Linked DNA regions of Homo sapiens: all the other regions are linked to region 2. The links are chromatin contacts, found by Hi-C or POLR2A ChIA-PET in ENCODE. All regions are on one chromosome and are shown on one strand. The core of a region is the stretch at or near the end of the contact, and the rest is flanking DNA. Distances in the headings are between cores, read along the strand shown.

The links. A loop is a pair of places that touch in the nucleus more often than their neighbours do. ChIA-PET counts read pairs that join two places held with the same protein, here RNA polymerase II (POLR2A). Pooled maps may share reads with other maps.
Region 1: a pooled map shows a loop between it and region 2 (3-fold over the local background). The contact joins two enhancer-like sites. A Hi-C loop is called at or near these places in 1 of 168 maps with a recorded cell type or tissue (B cell) and 5 of 50 pooled maps. POLR2A ChIA-PET finds 5 or more read pairs at or near these places in 2 of 52 experiments (B cell and activated CD4-positive, alpha-beta T cell).
Region 3: a map of PC-9 shows a loop between it and region 2 (5-fold over the local background). The contact joins two enhancer-like sites. A Hi-C loop is called at or near these places in 1 of 168 maps with a recorded cell type or tissue (PC-9) and 1 of 50 pooled maps. POLR2A ChIA-PET finds 5 or more read pairs at or near these places in 3 of 52 experiments (PC-9, activated naive CD4-positive, alpha-beta T cell and endothelial cell of umbilical vein).

What each region holds. Positions count from the first base shown.
Region 1 is chr15:70,061,172-70,065,976 of GRCh38, reverse strand. It overlaps TLE3 (TLE family member 3, transcriptional corepressor), which reads left to right. Exons shown (of 20, transcript NM_001105192.3): 8 at 1,507-1,523. Among named protein-coding and RNA genes, the nearest start is that of MIR629, 16 kb to the left of the region's middle. Within about 2 kb of position 3,241, at least 13 of the 41 ENCODE cell types and tissues checked have a DNase peak (open chromatin) inside an H3K27ac peak, as active enhancers do.
Region 2 is chr15:69,577,147-69,581,552 of GRCh38, reverse strand. No RefSeq gene overlaps it. Among named protein-coding and RNA genes, the nearest start is that of PCAT29, 13 kb to the left of the region's middle. Within about 2 kb of position 2,537, at least 5 of the 41 ENCODE cell types and tissues checked have a DNase peak (open chromatin) inside an H3K27ac peak, as active enhancers do; they include PC-9, where a contact is called at or near this core.
Region 3 is chr15:69,852,330-69,856,848 of GRCh38, reverse strand. No RefSeq gene overlaps it. Among named protein-coding and RNA genes, the nearest start is that of LINC00593, 19 kb to the right of the region's middle. RefSeq lists an enhancer at 2,659-3,858. Within about 2 kb of position 3,093, at least 4 of the 41 ENCODE cell types and tissues checked have a DNase peak (open chromatin) inside an H3K27ac peak, as active enhancers do; they include PC-9, where a contact is called at or near this core.

The sequences.
Region 1 (4,805 bases), core at 1,992-4,491, 480 kb before region 2:
GGGTGGGCATGGGCGCTCATAGGCCTCACAGTGAGTGGACCCAGCAAGTGCTGTCGTCCTAAGACCAGGAGTTACCAAGGATTTGGAGTCATCTGTTGATACCTGGTGCAGGGAAGCCAATGCCATCCGCATCCCATGCACCTTTTCCTACTCCTTGGTGTGGACCTGGTATTCTCTGTCCTGAAGACCCTGTCTGTTCATCTGGAGCTCGCTCCCATCTTCCTACAACACCCTTGCCTGTCCTTCAGGGGCCAGCCCCAGTCCAACCCTTCAGGATGCCTTCCTGGTCAGACTAGGGGCTTTTTCAAGTTCCTGTAAGAGTTTAAGAGTTGGGATGCCAAAGTTGAGTCCTTGTTACTGTCGTCTTACATCCTACCCCTGGAAAATGTCTTGTGCTCACCACGATCATTAGTTCCCTAGGACAGGTGCCAAGTTCTTGGGTGTTTTCCTTACATCTATGTCTCACCAATGCAGAAACCTGGGAAAGGTGCACAGTCAGTGCTCAGGTAAAGGTTTGTTAGCTGACTGCCTGTAAGTGGGGGTAGTGCACACCCCAGCAAGAGATCACATAGACTTGGAGTCAGAACTTGTTCTCTGACCCTCTCTGCAGCCCCTACCATGAGGACCCATGAAGCTGCACCGAGCTTGGCCTCAGGAGTGGTTCATTGGATCAGAAAAGAGAAAAGCCTGGCTCCCTGGGAGGCCCTTTTCAAAAATTGGTGCCAAATGCACTCTGCCCTTAGATACGGTATTTACTGGGGCACGTAGCCAACACCTTCTGAGCACTAGGGACCTGGAATGTCACCATCCTGCCTTGGCCCAGGCCACAGGGTGGTAGCCGGTCCAGGGAACTGGAGGCTACATTTTTTTGTCTTACAGTAGGATGGTCCTTTTGGCAGAGGAAGAGGGGCCTCTCCATAGCAGACAGGAGAACTGGGGAGCTAGTGCTTAGCTGGGCACAGTTTCAGAGGCTTCAGCTTTTAGGGGCATCCTGACAAAGAATCACAGAATGGTGTTAATTTCAAAAACAAAATTAAACCACTGTTAAATTCCTTTTTTTTTTTTTTTTTTTAACAATAAAGTTCTTAACTCCCAGGTCCTACTGGTATTTTATATGGCATGATCCTTCTCAAGCTTGTGATCTTAAGACCCCTAGCCTGCTAAAGAGTAAACTTGGTGCCCTCTGGCATGACAGGGAGAACTGGGTCAAAGGCCTACCCTCCCCACCCTGGGGACTGGGCCTCCCTTGCCCACCCTGGGGACTAGAGGGGTGGGGGCAGCATTGGAATTTGGGTGGCAAATTTCCAAACCGAGAAACGCCACCTAATGGCCCTGCCTTGGCTGATCCACGGAGACAGCAATCCAGGCCTTCTGCTCATTTTAAAACCAGTGCACTAGCAAATCACAAAAGCCAGCTGGACTTAGACTGACCTTTTTCCTTTCTTTTTTGTCTTTTTGTTTTGGGGTGCCTGACCTTCCTCCTGTCCTGGCCTTCTTTCCCCAAAGAGAGAGAATCCAGTGCGGTAAGTGTTGGCACTCTGGAACCCGGAGGGGTGTTTGGGTGCTGGGAGGAGGTGGGACTCGGGGCTCCCAGAATCGCGGGCCTGAGACCAGTCAGTCGGTATCCAAAGCTGGCTTCTGGGTTCCCGCTTCTGCTCTGTGGGTTGTAACTAGGGATTTTGTTGTTTGTTTACTCTTGCTGAGCTGGGAGCTTCAGTGCTGATGTCTTAGTCCAGAGCCAGTGGCAGGGTGAGGGGTAGCTACTGTCATAAAATGGGAGCTGCTGTCGTCACCTGTTGAGAGTGACCTTCAGTTGTGGAAGCCCTTCCTCTCTCCAGGCTTTAGGTCTGCCATTTGTCAAATGAAGAGCTTGGGCTAAATGAGCTCTAACTCCGTTTCATATGAGAGGTGATACTCTGAGAGGTCAGCTGACCAGCCCTGGATCTTCCATTGCGAGGGGCTTTGTGGAGTCTCTGGGCTAAACCCAGGGCTAAGGACCCAGGTGTCCCATGTTCAGGGCCAAGGTTTTTACCACCCCCCTGCTAGGATGCCTCCTGTATGATCTTGCATCCTCCTCATTCCCTTCAAACGCCTGCAGTTTCTCCCTGCTCTGGGCTTTCACTCGATTTAAGAAAGTGCTAGCAGGCGAGCATTAAGGCCAGGCCGCCTGCGTGTCTGCCAGCTCTGAGATTTGTTGTAAATCTTTCTGATCACACTGAGGCTCCGAGGTTCTGTTTCAAGTGAATAAGCCTTCTGAATAAGCGCAGTGGAGTCTGGATAAAAAAAATCCTCCAGCGATTAGCAAAGCTATTTTATTCCTCATCGCTGTCCTTGTATCTGGGGCCATCTAATCTGTTAGGATGGCTTTGGTTATTACCTCGTGTTAAGTAGGACTTGGAAGGTCAGGCAGTTAACTAACCATCTAGACAGCAGCTTCCTTGCGCAGCTCTCTCCAATCCAGCCCTCCTTCCCTTCCTGGCCCTCCCCCTACCCAGGCTGACTTTTTAAACCTCCCATTAGCAGTGAGGCTGGCGTCCGTGGCCTCTTGACCCGCCTACATGCTCAGAAATCCAGGACCACATTTGGGCTGAGGAATGGCTAGGTACCTAAGAGAGGAGTCATTGAAGCTGAAAATCCATGTTCACTGCCTCGGTACTGATCCTCTAACAGTGGCATTTTTTCGGAGAGGCAGTTTGCCTAGATAGGCGGAGGCCTGGATTGGACATTTTAAGGCTGAGGTCTGGTCCCAGCTTTATGAGGCCCTGTGTAGTTCTCTTGGCCTCTCTGAGCCTCAGTTTCCTTATCCATACCATGGGAATAATTCCTGCTTGACCAACCTCTCAGCTTTGTTTCGGAAGACCCTTTATAACCTGACTGAGGATCCAGATTACCTGGCTAGCAGGGACCCACTTCAGTGGAATTGGAGGGGGAGTGGGAAGCCCAGCACTCTCTAAAGAGCATGAGTCTTTACCTCATCCTCATCCCTATTGGCTTCTGGCTTTGTGCCCCATCTGTGAAAGTTTTCTGCTAAAAGACCCCCCCTGGGAACCCCCAAGAGCTGGGCTGTTTACCATGCTCGCTGAGGTCCATGCATGGCACACATGGGCCTCAGGAAACTCCAGTGGGAATGAATCAAGATGCTGGGCAGAGGCAGCAGTGGGCAGGGCCGAGGCTGTGCGCATGGCATGTGGCGTGGTGACGGTGTCAGCGGCGGTGTAGACTGAAATAATCAGGCTTTGGAAACCAGGTTGTCAACAGATGAGGCCTACGGCAGGAAGGACAGGGCTGTGTCAGAGTGGGAGGGGGGATGGGGGGACGGGCTGGAAGCTGTCCCAGAGGGGTTAGTCTGGAGTCCAATTAGTGGTAGCTTCATTCATATTTCCTTGCCTAGCCGAAGCAATAAAAAATACTTAGTTTTTTGGCCGCCTGCCAGCCAGAGGCGGGCTGGATCGATGCCGCTAAATGCCTGACATGACTCTCCGGTAGCGGCGAGGGTTTTCAGCCTGACTGCATGAGAAGAAAGAGCTCGCTGTTCTCCCGAGCCGAGCACCGGGTCGCGAGGAGAAACACGAGCAGCCGCACGCCCCCTCCCCTGCCCGCCCGCCTGCAAGGGGCAGCCAGTGCGAGGGGCTGGAAGCATTTCTGCTTAGCACAGGGTGGCCACCACCGTCAGAGGAAATGAAATGAAATGACGGTGATTTTTCTGCCGGCGATTGCAGCAGCTAATTGAATTGTGGCTGTGCGCGCATCGCCACCGCTCCTGCACGGCTGTGGGGAAGGTTGAGCTGCAGTTCCATTATAACCTCCATTTTTTCTTCAAGGCTTGATAACTCTGCCATTTTAATTTGCTTCGGGCAGAAACTTGGCCGGGTAGGGCTGCCCAGAACCCGGCTTAGGAAAGGAAATTAAGTTCTGAGGCTGGTTGCCGCACTATTCCCACCGAATACTGCCCAGCCCCGTTCCCTCCAAGTGGCCCTTGCCCCTGAGCCACGCTTGGCCTCTGGGAAAGTGGAGAAGAGAAGGGAAGCCTCATTCCACTTGCCTTCTGATGCTCTTCTCTTCTGAACAGATGTCCCTCTGGGTCTCCATATGACCTCCTGTGTTGCATGGGGACTGGGACCTGGGATGGCCTGTCCTTTTCTTCCAGCTCCATCATAGCTGGACCATGAGCTCCTGGAGGGCAGGGATTGTATCTCATTCATTCTGCCACTCCTGGCCTGCAGCACCAGGGCTGACCCAGGGCAGCTGCTCGGAAATTGGTGGGTGGGTGAAGGTAAAGTTTGGACTCTTAGAAAGGAGTAAACCTCACCAATATCATAGAGGGGCATTGGTCCTGATATTAGTCTCTGGGCACAGAGGTTTGCTGGCAGGTGCCCTTGCCAGTTGCACTTCCCTCCCTGCTCCCCAGCTCGGTGGTAACAGCCACATGGTGATTTCTGACCACTATCAACCCCTAGGACTACTCCGTCATCTTCCCTCTTCCCAGGCCTCCCATCCCAAAGGCTTCTCATCCTCATTTGCTTTATAGTTGAGGGAGAACTCACGAAATTTTGGGGTTCCCTTTGTGCCACCTTCTGCTAGGGGAGCTTGGGCACATTCACCAACCTCTTGGGGTCTCCACTTGGTGATGGCTACAGAGGCAGTGACTGTCCCTGCCCTTGCTCCTTTCCCTGTCTGTCAGAGGGAAAGGCTTCATGACGTGGCATTTTTGTTTTTTTTACAACCCTGGTGTTTCTCCAGAGTTGCTGACAGCCTCACCGTGGAGGCGGGGGTGTTCACACAGAACGCTTGGCTGCTCATCTCCA
Region 2 (4,406 bases), core at 1,288-3,787:
GGGGCAAACCACTCAGCAGGCAGTTCGATGGAAGGAAGGATAAGCTAGGAATGCACTTTGATGGCTATCCCTCTGAGTGTACCTGTCACACCCCAGAAGCATGCTTTAGAAGAAGGAGAGAGTAGGACAGAGCCCAGCAAGGTGAGCACCATCTGAGTAACTGCATGGACCCCAGAAACACCCCCACTGTGAGCCAATGACCCAGGCAACTACTCCTCACACCTGAGGCCAAACTTCCCCATCCCCTTCTTGGAAACATATGATAGCTCTGAGGACACAGGAAAGAAGAAAATACCTTTCTTCTTCCCTTCAAGGAGCCCACAGTTCAGAGACAGGCAAAGACAAAGTAGAGATCCAGACAATGCTGGGACAGAGGGGCTAGCGTTGGGGTAGGCAAAGGGGATGGAGTGAGTGGTTGATTGGTCTGGAAGTCCCCTGAAACTGCAAGTGTGATGATAGAGCGGATCAAAGCTGCTAGCTCCTGTCCTCTTCACCCAGCCTGGCACAGAAAGAATAAGTCCAGTAGGGCCTCCATGTGTGAGGGCCTGCGGCATCAGGGATTTGTAGATTTCTGAAAACTTTGCCTTTCTATGTGCTTACTGTTTTGTTGCCTGGTGTGTTTACCTTCTCTGATTAGTGATAAAGCCCCCATTATGCAAATGGCCAGAGTGCTTGTCTTTGGGAACGGTGAGGGGAGTGGTGGCATGCTGAGAGGCTTCTTTCCATTCCCCAGCCAGGCTCAGGGACAGAACCCCACCATGAGCACCATGATGGGTGAAAGGGTTAATGAGGAAGTTGCAACAGGCTGAATCCCCAGAACCTTTAGGGAGGGAAGAAGAGCAGTCGGGGATGCCCACCTGGACATGGGGTTTAAGCAGACTCCTGGGCTTCTCCCCAACTCTCCTCCAGACCAGAGCTGTCTTATTTTATTAACAATTCAGAAACAGTGGCTACAACAGACACTCTTCACATCACCAGAAGCCTGGTACCTAATAACTGAGGGGCGTATGAGTGGCACAGAGGTCACTGTACCCGCTAGATCTGATACACCTGAGTCAGATAACTGCCCGATGAGGTCAGTGATCATGAATTGACGTCAATGGAAGAAGGAGAGGAGGACATTCTCTCATGACTCTCACTTTATCTTCACCAAGCATAAAGGGTAGGTATTAAGAGTCCCCTATTACAGATAGGGAAGTTGAGTCTTGGTAAGGTTAAGCACCTTGTCCAAGTTCACCCACCCGAGTTGAATCCAAATCTTTTATCCTCAGAAGGCAGCTGCATCCACTGAGCTGTCTCTGATGATGGTCTGCTAAAGCTGCCCCATGATTCTGTTGCACTCACATCTCAGTACAGTGACCTTTGCCCATGTCAATGGCCAGTGTGCCGTTGCTGCCAGACAACAGATGAGGCAGCCTCTGGAATCAACACTACAAAGCAGAAAACAACCCTTGACCCTACTCATTGTAAACTCTTCCCTACCAGAACAAAGAGGGTAGAAAATTCCTCCCATCACAGAATCCCACGCACAGAGTCTACTGATTGCAGGGCAAAATGAGGGCTAGTGATGACCCCCAGCCTAGGGCACAGATGCCCACTGACCCATCAGCTCTACCCTTCTCTTTCTTCTGCAGACAGTGGGGGCAGGGATAAAATAGTCAAAAGCAGGCTTTTGTTACAAAGTCTGTCCACTTGCTCTGCCCTGAACACTTAGCAATTTGCAATTATAGCATCTAATGGATGCTTCATCATTTTTTGCTAAATTAGTACATGCGTGAATGAGAGTGAATGAATGAAGAAAACTGGCACATGTAAAGCACTTCCTACTTTTCACATCACCTCTGCATCTATTATCTCATCTTATCCTTCAGATACTCCTGTGAATGTAGTGTTGGAATTCTTGCTTTGCAGATGGAAAAACTGAAGCCCAGAGAGATGACTGTTTCACATACGATAATGGCAGAGCTTGGACCAGGATCCTAGCCCAGCACTCCTACTCTGGTCCTTCTTCCCTGGGATGGCTGCTGACTTGAGAAAGGATCTCCAGCCGCCCAGTCTTGCAAAAACAGCAGCTTAGCGCCAAAAGGCACGGCTTCCCTAAATGCCCAGCTCACCACCTGGAGGTGACCGGTGAGGCTGGGGCTACTGGAAAGGCCCCAGAGAAAAGGCTCTCTTGCCCCCAGGGAGCACTCATGTCTTTCTAAACAGACCTCAACATTTTTCCCGGGTTAGATCAGAATTTCCAGATCTGGATAAGAACTGGAAACTTCCTATCCATTACCTTTCTGATTCTGACTCACTTCAGGGGCTGGGGGGTGGGAGAGGTGAGATGCTCAAGTCCCACCTATTTTAAAAACAAAAAAGTCTCTTCAACCCCCAAAGTGGGTCATTCTAGAAATGTTTACTGCACATGTGTTATCCCGAGCACTGAACACCCAGCACGGAGCTCAAAGCTGTGCCGTCAGGAGTGGCTGCGGCAGCCTGCCTCTCCTGCGTCAGTTTCACAGCCTACACCCTCTTCTGCCATTCTGCCATTGAACTCAAGCCAAGGGCACCAACGGGCTTCCTGCCAGTGGTCAGACCAAGTCCTGTCTGACTCAGTCTGTGCAGCACTCAAGCATGTTACCTGCTCCTTCTCCACAGTGCTCCTCTCAGCCTCCGTCATACCCTGCCCTCCTAGCCCCTCCTATGCCAGTACCGAGGTCTTGCATAGGCCTTCTTCCTGTCTTTACACACTGCCGTTTAATCACGTCATCTACATCACAGAGGTCCAAATGCTGCCTAATGCCGATGGTGCCCAAGTCAATTCTCCAGAAGAGATCTCTTTGCCAAACTTGACACCAAATGCTTGTTGGATGTCCTTTCCTGAGCGGCCTCGGGCATCCAAACCTCAGCATCACCAAAATTGGATTCACATATGCACCCTACACCATATCTGCTCCTCCTCTGCTCACAGGATTGGTGAGCAGCGAGTGGCCCCGAGCCATGAGCCACCTGAGTAGGAGACCTGGAGTCGGCCTTGCCTCCCCCTCCTCCTCTCCTCCGCCTCCTCCTCGCCTCCCTCTCCTCCTCGCCTCCCCCTCCTCCTCACCTTGCCCTCATGGCCATCCAGTTTTGTGGCTTCCACCTGCCCAAGGTCCCTCAGAGCGCTGCCTCTACTTCTGTCGCCCACCTCCTCTTCTCTTCCTGAACTAGTGCAACAGCCTCCTTTCTGGTCTTCACACCACCTACAGGATAAAGACTCCAAGTACCTCCATGACCAAAGTCCCGCCTTCTCCCCAGCCTTGTCTCCAGTCTCCTGCACTTATTCCAGTGGCCCCAAACAGTCCTGATCCCAGAAAGGACTCTGTCCTCTCACCTGCCAGCCTGCATGTAGGTGTTTCCCTCAGACTGATGTGCCCTTTCCAGAAAGTTCTCTCCCAGCCCTCCACCCCCATCTAGGGAACCCTTACTGTTTTTCCTCCAATTCAGCTCAAACATCGCCTCCTCTGAGAAGCGGCCCCATGCACCTCCCGCAATGTTCCCATACGAGCCAGTGCAGCCATCATCAGGGCACTTGCCACCGTGAATTGGCAGGCCTCGGGCACATCTCACACCTACAAAACCCAGAGCCCTGCAAGGACTGTGTTCTGTGCTCACACCCCTCTGTGTGTCTAGGCCCTGGTGATCTTATGGCCAATGGTGAGCCTCAGTGAATGACTAAGTGAATGGGTAGTACAGGTAGTGGGTTTGCTGGAATAAAAAGATGTCCATCCACCAGGGACTGGAGGTGACAGCACCAACAAGTCAGGGGGAAGGAAAACAACAAAACCCATCCATCAGGTCCCAGAGGTTTACAGGCAGCTAGAGAGAGACGAGTCTCTCAAGACCGATAACAAGCCAGGGCAGCTTGCAATGAGCTCCGCAGCGCCCTGGTGACCTCCAGAGCTCAGAGGAACAGGGGCACTGGGGAGGGCGGGGGAAGCTTAGGAGGTGGCCTCCTCCCATGCTACCACCCGACCTTCCAGGGACTGAGCAGAATGGAGGCTGAAGGATTGAAGGAGATGCTTTGCTTATCCAACCAAACCCCACCCAGAAGGTGCCTCCAGAGCTCCTGAGGTTCTTGCTGGGAAGAACCTGGTGCCGCCTTTTAACTATGGAGCCTGAGTGCTGGCAGTGGTGAGGGAAAAGGGTAACAAAGGCAGCAGAAAGAGGCATCCCCACCCAGCGAACAGCCAGATGCCAGGCGGGTGTTCCCTTCCCCACCCCAAGGTGGCTGCCTGCAGTGTCTACGTGCTTGTCTTTCTGGAAGACAGGCCCTACTAGGGCTTCAGAGTCAGGCCCAACCTCCTGCCCCCGCAGGAAGGAGCAGAAATGCAGAGCTAAGAGCACCTAGAGAAGGCAGGAAGGGCAGAGATGCAGGTGCA
Region 3 (4,519 bases), core at 1,844-4,343, 270 kb before region 2:
GGGGGCCCTGCTCACTCCAAGCTGATGGCTTTTCCTTCTAGATCACAAGCTGGAGTCCAGGACCCCCAAATCATGCTTCCTGGGCCTGAGCGAGTCTTCTTCTATATCTGTCTCCCTGAGGTCTGACCACACCACCAATGACTGCAGGCCCTGGGCCCAAGGGGTGGCTCGAGGGGTGGTTGTTTGTCAGGGGAGATGGACTATAGATGGGAATATCCACAGGCATGAAAGTGGGGTGGAGCCAGCATGGGCTGGGATGTCTACTTACCTTCTTGCTCCTGGCCCTGTAAATGTTAGAGGGCTCCAGTCCTGATGCAAAGTACAGGGGCATAACGAAAAGTGCCATCATGTCTGCGCTGTCATCAATGCTTACTGTGGTTATCAATTCACTAAAACAGACTCTCTCCAGCCTAAAATTAATTTTTTTTGAATAAAAGTAGCTTTTTGAGATGGGGGACTTAAATATATACTGAGGGCTGGTCCTGTGTGGGTGCTGGCCTCACAGAGCTTGCTGCTGCTCAGGAAAGATGGGTGTGAGTGAGAAATGCCATTTAAAGGAGATGCAGGATTGCTGTCAGGGGACCTCAACTAGTGTGAGTGATCAGGAAAGCTTTCCTGAGGAAGGGATGTAAGGTTACAGATGGGGAAACTGAGGCTCAAAGGTGCTAAGTACATTAAGCTGAGTGGCTGTGGTGATTAGATGTCAATCTTACCAACTCTGGGAATGATGCCTTTTCAAGTATGAGCGGGGACACCACACACAGGCCTGTCTGTACATAACTGTCAACAATGTATACCCATCATTAGATTTTGGCATATCCTCTGCACATATGCACACACACACACACACACACAAACACAAACACACACTTGCTTCCAGTCTGAGTTTGGTGACAAGTCTGAATGGCAAAGAGACACTGGGCCCTGCCCTCAAGCCATTTGGAAGAAAACTGGAACCACCAGCCAGTTACAATACGTCCTCTGCACGGAGCTTTGAAATCTGAGGCTGGTCTCAGCCAGCCTTTTCCTGCCTTGTGGTTTTTCTCCCCTGGGTCTCCCTGGGGAACCAGGCCCTGCTGTGAGGCTGGATTTGATCAAAGCCCCCATAAACCTGAGCTGAAGCCACAACTCCCCGCATTATTAAAGTGTTTAATAACTTTCCAGGACTCCTCCCTCCCAAAGACCCTGAAAGGCCTCTTGTTCCTATTCACTCTCTGCCTTTTAATGGGAGGAGAAGAGGGGCGGTGGATGGATTTGATTTCCCTCACCGAGTTCACAATCATAATCGCCATGTTGGTAATTTCCATGTTCTGGAAACCTCCTTACAGTATAACAAATGCCCTCATTACCGTGTTTGCCGCCCTTAATGCAGTTTTAAACACGCTGCTCCATTTCAGTCAACCCGCTACGTGGCAAATAAGTTGCTGTTGGAGCTTCCTGTGTGCAAAACAGGTCTCCGGCCTGCTGGGATGCAGAGATTTCAATCTTATCTGGCAAGCAGAGTAATTTGAAATTTAATCATTTTTTCCCCAAGCGAGAATGCCTTATTATTACTTTTTAGAGAAAAGAAGAGACCTGGAAATCACTCTCCAAAATTTGGGGGTGGAGGTGGAGAGAGACTGTACCTGAACTCATGGCCACATCATCAGGGATCACTGAGGCTTCTCATCCAGGCATGGGGCAAGTTCTTGGGTGAATCCCTGTGGCCCTTTCGGCTGCAGGGCTGGAGCAGGCAGAGTTGCCCAGGGCAGAGCCAGTGGGGGCAGGCAGGTCAGGAAGCCGGTGGGCATGCCCTGCAAGGCCTCTCCCCCTACGGACTCTCCCCTCAGCCAGTCTTCCTTGTGCTCAGAATTCCACAGGGAAGAATTTTTTTTCTCCCTTGTTGAAGGCAATCATCTTGAAAAGATACTACAGCATGCCAGGGTTAGCCACCAGGGTCTCGGGGATATCATCCACTTCCCCGACTCATCAAGGAAGTCTGCTTTCACTGCAGCCTGCAACGGAGTGAGAGAAGCAAGAAGAATGCAGGAAGTTTTTGATAAAACCAAATTACGTTTGTGGATCAGAAAGATCAGGAAGAATTTTCCTTAGACGGGCTTCCTGCTCATTACATTCAAACCTGGTAGGGGAGAAACAAGGTTGGAATGTAGTGAGCAGGAAGCTTGTCTAAGGAAAATTCTTGCTGTCATCAGCTATGTATACTTCTAAGTGGGGGATCTGGTTCTCATCGCTGTCTGGCCAAAAAAAAATTCTTTCCTATCTGGAATACACTCCATAATCCTTTGCATGCAATTATGAACGCACGATACATTGACAGCTCATATAGGAAGAGAATCTGATAGACGGTTTCCCAAATTTGGCATCAGTCTTAAAAATTGCATTACCTAAGAGCAATGAGTTATGAAGCTGACAGAAAAGTTCTCCAAATGATCAATAATATAAAATAAAATGCCATGGCCAATCCCAAAAGGAAGACAGAACGGGCCTTCTATTCTCTCTATTTAAAGAAACACAAAATTATTGACATAAGAAGAGAAGAATCAAAGACTATGCAGTCAAAAATACAAGAAAAAAGTGTCTTAATGGCATATCAGTGAACACAATGAAATATAGTGAGGTTTTTTTTTCCTGGATTTTGTCACGTTTGTGTTTTCACCAGCTTTTTAAAATGTGATTTGTGATGTGTTGTGATTTCTTACTCTAATACTCAGTCTCATGTCTAATTTTCTTTTTGGCATTTGACGTTCTTTTTCTTAAAGAGCATCCCAACCAAACCTGGATGCAGTCTAGGCAGAGCAGCTGGGGCCTGCTGAGAGCCTGGATGTGGGTGGGAGAGAAGGGTCGTCAAGGACAACTCCAAGGTTATGTCTTTCCAATATTCAGATAGTAAAAAAGAATCCCCTTATTTATAGAACAATGGGAATAATGAGGTTTTGAAAATGACCTTACTTGGCAAAGGAAACAGTTGGCCTCTTATGCTGGTGTCCCATTATATTGCATTTTGAATGTCACTGATCTGTGAAATCCCAGGTCAGAGCCGGGCAATGCAATGACTGAGCAGGATTCCTGGGCAATGAGTCCTACGAAGTGTCACTGGGCGGGAGGGCTGAGGAACAGAGTTAGGCTCTAAGAAGGGACACAGACTTGGCTGAGTCAGCTGAGCCTTGGAGGGGCCCAGGGCGCAGAGCTAGGAGAGAGTAAGGACTGTTTCCTAAGGGCTGGCCCTGCCTGCGTCTGGTCTCCTCTTTTACAATCGCCAGCTTGGCTTTGTCCTAGCAGCCTGACTCACATATAGATGCTACCTGCTCACACCTTAGTCCCCTTGCCACACCTGCTCCCCTCCAGGCTCCAAACTGGTTGTGGTTCACTCTAAGGGTTTTAATTCTCAGATTGTGTCTCCATTTCGCCTGAATGCCATCTCTTTGGACTCCTCGGCATCTTTGCAGACAGGCAGGGTGGTGTCTCGCTCGCCTCCAGTGCTCTTTATCATCCTAAGTCTCACCCTGGCTGGTGCTGATTCAGGGCACCACCTGGCCCAGGTCACTTGCCCCCTCTGAGCACTGACAGATGACAGCATATGGCAAAGGCATACGAAACTCTCTGCCCCCTCTCCCCAGCCAACGTGAGGTCAAACCACGACCACCTTGGAGGACAAATTCATCCTATTTAAAATCATCGCCAGTTCCACTGAATTCTTTCTGCCCCCCAGGTATGTGGGCAGCTGCCCAAAGATGCTTACTGACCCTCCACCAGTGCCATGCAGTAGATTAATCTGGAACAGTGGCATTGCTAATGTGGTGGTGGGAACACCACAGGTCCTTCAGCACATGCCCTTGTTCAACCTCAGCAAAACAGCCCTCCAGTCCTTGAGCCCTTCCTGTACAAGGAGGAAGTGAACTGAAATTAAATAATTAAAGATTGACAGCAAATACTTCCATGATGCTATTTATGTGCCAGGCTGTTCCAAGTACTGAAAATAAATAAACAGCTTCCTTACCCCTCACATCAACACTGTGATATCCCATTCTGCAGAGGAACCCTGAGAATCGCTCTCATGTACTGAAAATTTACTCTGTTCTGGGCTTGCTAATAAATACTTTCTGTCTGTGCTAACAGGAATCTGAGTCCTTAAGTGCAGATGTATAAGAAACACACTTCTTTATTCCCGTCATCTTAAATCTGAGTCTGTGGTTCAACATTCCAGTGTGGTGAGGAGTTTTATCAGTTATTCTTGCCATCCCATCCCTTATCCCCTCCCCACTAGGGAACTTTAGGTTCCTGCATCTCATGTGTTTCCAGAACTGAAGGAGGGGCCTTGGAGGCAGGCCATCAGGTACTGTTCTGGGTGAGCTCCTAAGATCCCCGGGCTCCCAGCCATTCCCCACCTCTAGGCTGCATGAAGGGCATGGGGTCTTCACTAGGCAGGCAGCTGCCAAGCAAGCGCCAGCCTCCTCGAGTCTTCCCAGGACCATACCTTCTGGAGTTGTGCCATGGTGGAGCTGGGTGAGAACACTCACTG